2 separate regions of the Homo sapiens genome follow, and region 1 is linked to region 2. A link is a contact called in ENCODE Hi-C or POLR2A ChIA-PET data. All regions are on one chromosome and are shown on one strand. The core of a region is the stretch at or near the end of the contact, and the rest is flanking DNA. Distances in the headings are between cores, read along the strand shown. Region 1 holds the start of CENPI (centromere protein I). Region 2 holds the start of BTK (Bruton tyrosine kinase).

Evidence for each region. Hi-C counts contacts between places; a loop is a spot of excess contacts on that map. ChIA-PET counts read pairs that join two places held with the same protein, here RNA polymerase II (POLR2A). Pooled maps may share reads with other maps.
Region 1: a map of CD4-positive, alpha-beta T cell shows a loop between it and region 2 (6-fold over the local background). The contact joins the promoter of CENPI here to the promoter of BTK in region 2. A Hi-C loop is called at or near these places in 2 of 168 maps with a recorded cell type or tissue (CD4-positive, alpha-beta T cell and naive thymus-derived CD4-positive, alpha-beta T cell), 3 of 37 single-sample maps with no recorded cell type and 16 of 50 pooled maps. POLR2A ChIA-PET finds 5 or more read pairs at or near these places in 7 of 52 experiments (A549, A673, HEK293 and 3 more).

The regions. Positions count from the first base shown.
Region 1 is chrX:101,095,801-101,099,562 of GRCh38, reverse strand. It overlaps CENPI (centromere protein I), which reads right to left and starts at 1,359. Exons shown (of 22, transcript NM_001386188.2): 1 at 1,315-1,359; 2 at 1,024-1,119. TMEM35A (transmembrane protein 35A) reads right to left here. Exons shown (of 2, transcript NM_021637.3): 2 at 3,196-3,762. RefSeq lists an enhancer at 1,596-1,655.
Region 2 is chrX:101,384,521-101,388,172 of GRCh38, reverse strand. BTK (Bruton tyrosine kinase) reads left to right here and starts at 1,982. Exons shown (of 19, transcript NM_000061.3): 1 at 1,982-2,111. RefSeq lists an enhancer at 2,496-2,715.

The DNA.
Region 1 (3,762 bases), core at 110-2,609, 290 kb after region 2:
TAAAGCAAAAAGAGCTTTATGTGTTAAAGAAACAGCAGCTTGGCTGGGCAAGGTGGGTCACACCTATAATCCCAGCACTTTGGGAAGCTGAGGGCAACATAGTGAGACATTGTTTCTTTTTTTTTTTTTTTGAGACAGTCTCACTCTGTCACCCAGGCTGGACTGCAGTGGCGCAATCTCTATCTCGGCTCACCACAACCTCCGCCTCCCGGGTTCAAGCAATTCTCCTGTCTCAGCCTCCCAAGTAGGTGGAATTACAGGCGCACACCACCATACCCGGCTATTTGTTGTATTTTAGTAGAGACTGGGTTTCACCATGTTAGCCAGGCTGGTCTCGAACTCCTGACCTCAAGTGATCCACACCTGCCTCAGCCTCCCAAAGTGCTGGGATTACAGGCGTGAGCCACCACGCCTGGCCCAACTCTGTCAAAAGAAAGAAGAAAGAAAGGAAAGAAAGAAAGAAAGGGAGGGAGGGAGAGAGAGAGAGACAGACAGAGACAGAAAGAAAGAAAGAAAAGAGAAAAGAAAAGAAACAGTAGTAACATCAGTCTGGAGGGAGTGGAATGAAAGAGGTAAAAGGTAATGAGCGATGAAGTCAGAACGTAGCCAGGGACTAAGTTCATATTGGGATTTGCAGGCCAGAGTAAGGAGTTTGGATTTTAAATGTCATGGGAAAACATAGGGGAAGGGGGAAAGGTTAGAGAGGGGAGCAATACCACCTGATTTGTGTTTGACGATCATGTTAGCTGCAGTGCAGAGACGAGAATGTTAGAGGTCAAGGAGCGGCAAGAAACCAAATAAAAGGCTGTCGCAGAAGTCCAGAAGAGGTTTGACTGTAGCCTGCACTAGGCCTAGGGTGTAGAGGTGGAAAATGATTGGATTCGTGCAATGTTTTGGAGTTAGACAAAGTAGGCCGTGATAAAAGAATTGGATGTAGGGAAAAGGGAAGAGGAACCAAAAATGACTTCTAAGTTTTTGGCTGCAAATAGGAAAAACTAAAGGAATAGTCGGAATGACACTTACTCAATCCCACCTCCCTGGAACAGATGAGGCCAGATCAGGAGAGGAATATGTCCAAACCAGTGGGACGTTACAGGTTCCGAGTTATTTCCTAGGTTCCTAGGAAAGAAGGGCAGGGGAGCAGCTTCTGACCCCACCCAGTTGAACCATCCCAGCGCTTCCCAAGGATCCCTGGTGCGAAACTGGCTACGGAAAACCCGACCGCAGTCACACCTTGCAGGATAGTCCCACCCTCAAAAGTAAAAAAATTCTCTTCGCCCCCATTTCGCGCGGTGCTTAAAAGTACCTCCTCACCTAAGACACTCTACCTGCAGCCGCACAGGCCTCTGACCACCGAATGCCGCCTCCGGAATTCAAAGAAGCTGACTCCACCCCACGCATGCGCTTCCGCGCAGACCCAGAGGGGCGGCTGGGCGGAGCAACGCACTCAGCTGAAGCCTGATTGGCTAGAGGTGGCGGGAGGCTCGGTGGCGGGAGGTGGCGCGCGCGACGACGCTGGCGTAGAACCAATTACGGAGAGCGGCTTGCCCCACCCACCTGGGCCTGTGAGGAGAGCAGCGAGTGGGCCGTTGCTGCTGGAGTCAGCTGATTGGCTGGCGTTCCCACTGTGCTAAGAATATAAGAATGTTCACATTCGTCATTTTGCGTATAACGGGACAATTCGTGTCTCGGTTCTTGAATTTAACATGATCAATTATAGTGATTATTTTGCCTAGGCTGACCCCAGATGTCGGGACTTTGTAGGAAAATGTGAAACCGCAAATTTCACAATAAAGGTGGCTTCTCCCTGGCCGAGACTTAAGTTAAAGGGCCTGTCGCTTTCCCCGTGTGAACCTAGGGCGTGGGAGGAAAGAAAGGCTGGGTCTGCCCTCCTTTTACCGACAATGGGTATGGATATCCTCCAAGGTTTTCTATAAACCGGCTGTCAACATGTAACTATTCCTAACCATGAGGAGTTAATTGACCTTGAAAACAGCCACAAGGGTTTAGTCTGAGCTCTCAGCTTAGTCCCTAATTTAATCTCTTATTAGAGTAGGAATAAGAGAGAAAAGATAAATTTAATGACTCTCACTGAGTTGTTGAGACCAAAACATACCTATAAACTTTAGGTAAACTTGGCGGGGGGCGGGGAGGACTGCAGTCTTAGAGATGAATAATCAAAGTTTAAGTTTATGTAGTTGGGAAAGGATACAGCAAAAATAACTTTACCACATCATATATGGTTTTCAGAATAGTTTCACCAACTCTTATTTAATCATGCATGACAACTGAGGCTCTTCAATTTTTTCTGATAGATGTTGTCCTTTAATAAAGTTGAAAATTTCTTGAATCATTTTTCATGTTTTTAATCATGTTTCATAGGCTCAAAGAAATGTAAATTGGAAGGAAATTTAAGGTTTCAACATTCTTCTTTTTGTAGATGATTAAACTGGAGCCCTGAGTGGTGAAATATCTTGCCTAATGTGACAGGTCTGTGGCAGTGCAACTTGTACCACTTTGTGGAGAGATATATATATGTAGTGAAAGATAGTGATTCACCTTTGATACACCTTCAATTTTCTCCGAAATCATTTTTCTAACTTCCCTTGGCATCACCTAATTAAGCAAAACTCCTAAAACCTGGACATTGTATTGAGATCCTAATTATGTGGCTTTCTGTCTTGCATGCTAACATCACAAAAGTGTGGGGGAGCGTAAATAAAATTGGAAAGTTGGGCCAGGCGAGGTGGCTCATACCTGTAATCTCAGCACTTTGGAAGGCCGGGCCAAGCAGACTGCTTGAGCCCAGGGGTCCGAGGCCAGACTGGGCACCATGGCAAAATCCCGTCTCTACAAAAAATAAAAAATTAGCCGGGCATGGTGGCGTATGCCTGTAGTCCCAGCTATTCGGGAGGCTGAGGTGGGAGGATCACTTGAACCTGGTAGATTGAGGCTGCAGTGAGCTGTGATCCCACCACTGCACTACAGCCTGGGCAACAGAGCAAGACCATGTCTCAAAAAAAAAATAAGAAAAAGAAAAAAAGGAAATTGGAAAGTTGGCAACCTTATTAGCATATTAAGTGATTAAACTCCCTCTTCTCTTTCCTCTCCTCCTTCAGCCAGACTCAGAAAAAGAGAGGCTAAATCCTTTGATATGATCCTTACTTTCCAGATTTTCAGTATTTGTCCAGACAGTTTCCTCCAAATTTCAAAAAGTTTTATTTTGAAAGAATGAGAGAAATAAAACAGAGAGGTATCAATTACCAAGAACAATTACACTGAAGAAAACACAATAATAAGTACTCTTCCCACACAACCCCCCCCATTTCCCCATCCCTGGCACAATAATATTAAAACCACCAAAGCACACCTAACAAGGAAAAACAACAGTACGTAATGAAAAAAGCAAATGTCCATACTGCTCAGTCCAACTAACCCTTATGAAATGTCCTTCCCCCAGCTAAACCCTACCCACTGGAATGATAAAGAAATGTAGAGACAACCCTAGGGGAGACTTGGAACTCTGCTTATACTAGCAAAGCTCAGTGAAGAATCAGTAAGAGTAGTGAATCTGTTTGGCAGTGAAACACTGGATATAGCTTCTTTTTCAAATTTTGGATGATTGCAGAGAACAGGTAGAGTTTGAGGCTCACAGACTTCTAACAGGACTGATCCCTGTTCCCTCAACCGTAACAGTGGAGCAGCTGCCAAATCCTGGTTGGCTGCTGAGAATAGTGGAAGTGAGGCAACTTTGGGCTTAAG
Region 2 (3,652 bases), core at 733-3,232:
GAAAAGAGCCTGGGCACGGTGGCTCACGCATGTAATCCCAGCACTTTGGGAAGCTGAGGCGGGTGGATCACGAGGTCAGGAGATCGAGACCATCCTGGCTAACATGGTGAAACCCCGTCTCTACTAAAAATACAAAAAATTAGCCAGGCGTGGTGGCAGGCACCTGTAGTCCCAACTACTCAGGAGACTGAGGCAGGACAATGGCGTGAACCCGGGAGGTGGAGCTTGCAGTGAGCCGAGATCATGCCACTGCACTCCAGCCTGGGCGACAGGGCAAGACTCCGTCTCAAAAAAAAAAAAAACTGAAGAAAAGAGGAGGGAAGATGAATGCCTGTGGCCAACCCTCAGGCAGGTGAGTGGAACAGCTATTGGGGGTGACTAGCGAAAGGATAGACGTTGTCAATAAAGTAAGGCAATCATACAACACATGCTGTCCATCTGTCTTGTGCAAATGTGAGTATCAACCACTCTATCATCAGTCTACAAATACTTTAAATGTTTTTATTTAAAGTCCTGTTGATGGCTGGGAGAGGTGGCTCACTCCTGTAATCCCTGCATTTTGGGAGGCCAAGGCAGGAGTATCGCTTGAGCCCAGGAGTTTGAGACCAGCCTGGGCAACATAGTGAAACCCCATCTCTACAAAAAGTAGAAAAATTAGCCCAGCACAGTGATGTGTGCCTATAGTCCCAGGTACTAGGGTGACTGAGGTGAGAGGATCACTTGAGCCCAGGAGGTGGAGGCTGCAGTGAGCCATGATCACGCCACTGCACTCCAACCTGGGCTTCAGAGCAAGACCCTGTCTCAAAAAAAAAAAAAAAAAAAAAAGGTCCCAGGGCCTGTTGGGGCTTGGGGGTGAGGGGAGGGATCTTAGAGGATGGGTCAATAGGTGCAGCAAATCACCATGTCACACATATACCTATGTAACAAACTTGCACCTTCTGCACATATACCCCATTTTTTTTGTTTGCTTGTTTGTTTGTTTTTTAGACAAAATAAAGAAAAAAAAATAAGGTCCTGTTGACTTAAAACTTCGGATGAAATTGTAGTGGGACCTGTGATCTGTTTCTACATTAGGATACAGTGCCTTGGGGCAAGGAAATATGGCAGTGCCCGAGGTGTCAAGGTGGGCAGGCAGATCAGTCAGCAGGGGCTCCACCATCATGGTCTGCATTCAATACTGGCTGCATTTCCTAGGAGAATCCCTGGGGGAATCATTGCAGTTGGAGCATAATGTAGGGGGCCCCTGAGAAAACCTCCAGGCTTCAAGTGACATACCTAGTCTGCTTTACCGGTTTACAGGACTCAAGAGAAAGGTGGACATTGAGAGTTAATCCCTGAGGCCAAATCTTAAATGGAGAAAGTCAACATCCACAGAAAATGGGGAAGGGCACAAGTATTTCTGTGGGCTTATATTCCGACATTTTTATCTGTAGGGGAAAAATGCTTTCTTAGAAAATGACTCAGCACGGGGAAGTCTTGTCTCTACCTCTGTCTTGTTTTGTCCTTTGGGGTCCCTTCACTATCAAGTTCAACTGTGTGTCCCTGAGACTCCTCTGCCCCGGAGGACAGGAGACTCGAAAAACGCTCTTCCTGGCCAGTCTCTTTGCTCTGTGTCTGCCAGCCCCCAGCATCTCTCCTCTTTCCTGTAAGCCCCTCTCCCTGTGCTGACTGTCTTCATAGTACTTTAGGTATGTTGTCCCTTTACCTCTGGGAGGATAGCTTGATGACCTGTCTGCTCAGGCCAGCCCCATCTAGAGTCTCAGTGGCCCCAGTCATGTTGAGAAAGGTTCTTTCAAAGATAGACTCAAGATAGTAGTGTCAGAGGTCCCAAGCAAATGAAGGGCGGGGACAGTTGAGGGGGTGGAATAGGGACGGCAGCAGGGAACCAGATAGCATGCTGCTGAGAAGAAAAAAAGACATTGGTTTAGGTCAGGAAGCAAAAAAAGGGAACTGAGTGGCTGTGAAAGGGTGGGGTTTGCTCAGACTGTCCTTCCTCTCTGGACTGTAAGAATATGTCTCCAGGGCCAGTGTCTGCTGCGATCGAGTCCCACCTTCCAAGTCCTGGCATCTCAATGCATCTGGGAAGCTACCTGCATTAAGTCAGGACTGAGGTGGGTCTGGGGTATGGCAGGGGCTGGGCAGCAGCAGCAATGTACCTTGCTTGGGACCCCTAAAAACCAGAGAGACAGCATGGCTGGTGCCATTTATCAGCTAGTGGAGGAGGCTGACGGAGGGTGGGAGTGTCATCAGCACAAGGCCCTGGCAGTCCCTTCTGGTGATTAGAGAGGCCGAAAGGGTCCTTTCCGACAAGGGCTGAGGGTGGGCGGAACAGGAAGAGAAAAATGTGACATGAGGTGACCATCCGAACAGGTAGCAAATGTTAGAAAGGGGTACCTCTGGCAAACTTAGTGGAAAAGTAATATTGCAGGGAGCAGTCAGATAAAAACAAGCCCTTCTGTCAAATAGTGCTTGAAGACTCAATAGGGATACATGGGTCAATGAAGCCTTTAGAAAAAGAAATACTAAGAGGCAGATTCTCTGAGAACATGGTAAAAGCTCACGCTCCACGTTATGAAGTTGACCTTTGTGAGCTAGGGAAAGGCCTGGCTAGGCCAGGGTGTAGGCTACCTGCCTTGAGCTGTACCAGGCCAAATGTCGCCAGGGTCAGAGCTGGCTTATTAAAGGACTGTGTGGAAGCTGTGCCAACCTCGTGGTAACAATGGGTAAAAGACTGGGCCAGGAGAAAGCAGCCTCTGCCTCAGCCCAGACAGTGCGGCCAACCCTTGAGGTTGTGGCAAAGGTTTCTCCTCTTACCATTGCCCTCCATGTGCATGGCTTGCTTTTCTCTTGTCTTCATTATTTCTCCTTTCCTTTCCTCCTCTCCAACCTCCTCCTCTTCCCACTCATCCTCTTTTCTCTACCTATATCCCCTCTTCATTATACCCTCCTCTGTTCTGTTGATTACCAGACCCTGACATACAGTTAGCACTTAACAAATAATTGCCGAATTGCATTGACTTTTTCTTGCTCCTTTCTTCCCCCGCTCTTTTCCCTTTTCCTTTCCCTTTCCATTTCCTCCTCCCTGCCTGCCTAGCACCTTCCCCATAAGGTGGTTGTGAGCAGTAAATGTGCAAATACATGTAAAGCTTTTAAAACAGGGCCTGGCAATAGTAAGTGCTGGATCTCAGTATTTGCTATAATTTTTACTCTGCCTCAGACCTGCCAATGTCCCCCAGAGGGCCTACCTAGAGCAAATAATATGACATTTAGAATAAAAGTGATTGGTGACCCCAATCAAGACATCCTTGGATAAGTTGCCCAGACTCCAGCCTCTCTGGAGCCTCAGTTATTTGATAAAATAATGTCACTTTCCAAATAAGCCACAAAATGCAAATACTCATGGCAACCTAAAGCATTATACCCAAACAGTGTCCCTTAGGGCTTGTCCTGTCTATTCTGACTCCTTTTATATTCAAACTATTTAAACTGCTTGCTTGTGTTGAAGTCCAAATTTCCATTGCGTATGGCTATTGATATTTTTGTTTGGAATTTTTTTTTTTTTTTTTTGACACGGAGTTTCACTCTTGCTGCCCAGGCTGGAGTGCAATGGCACGATCTCGGGATCTCAGCTCACCGCAACCTCCGCCTCCCG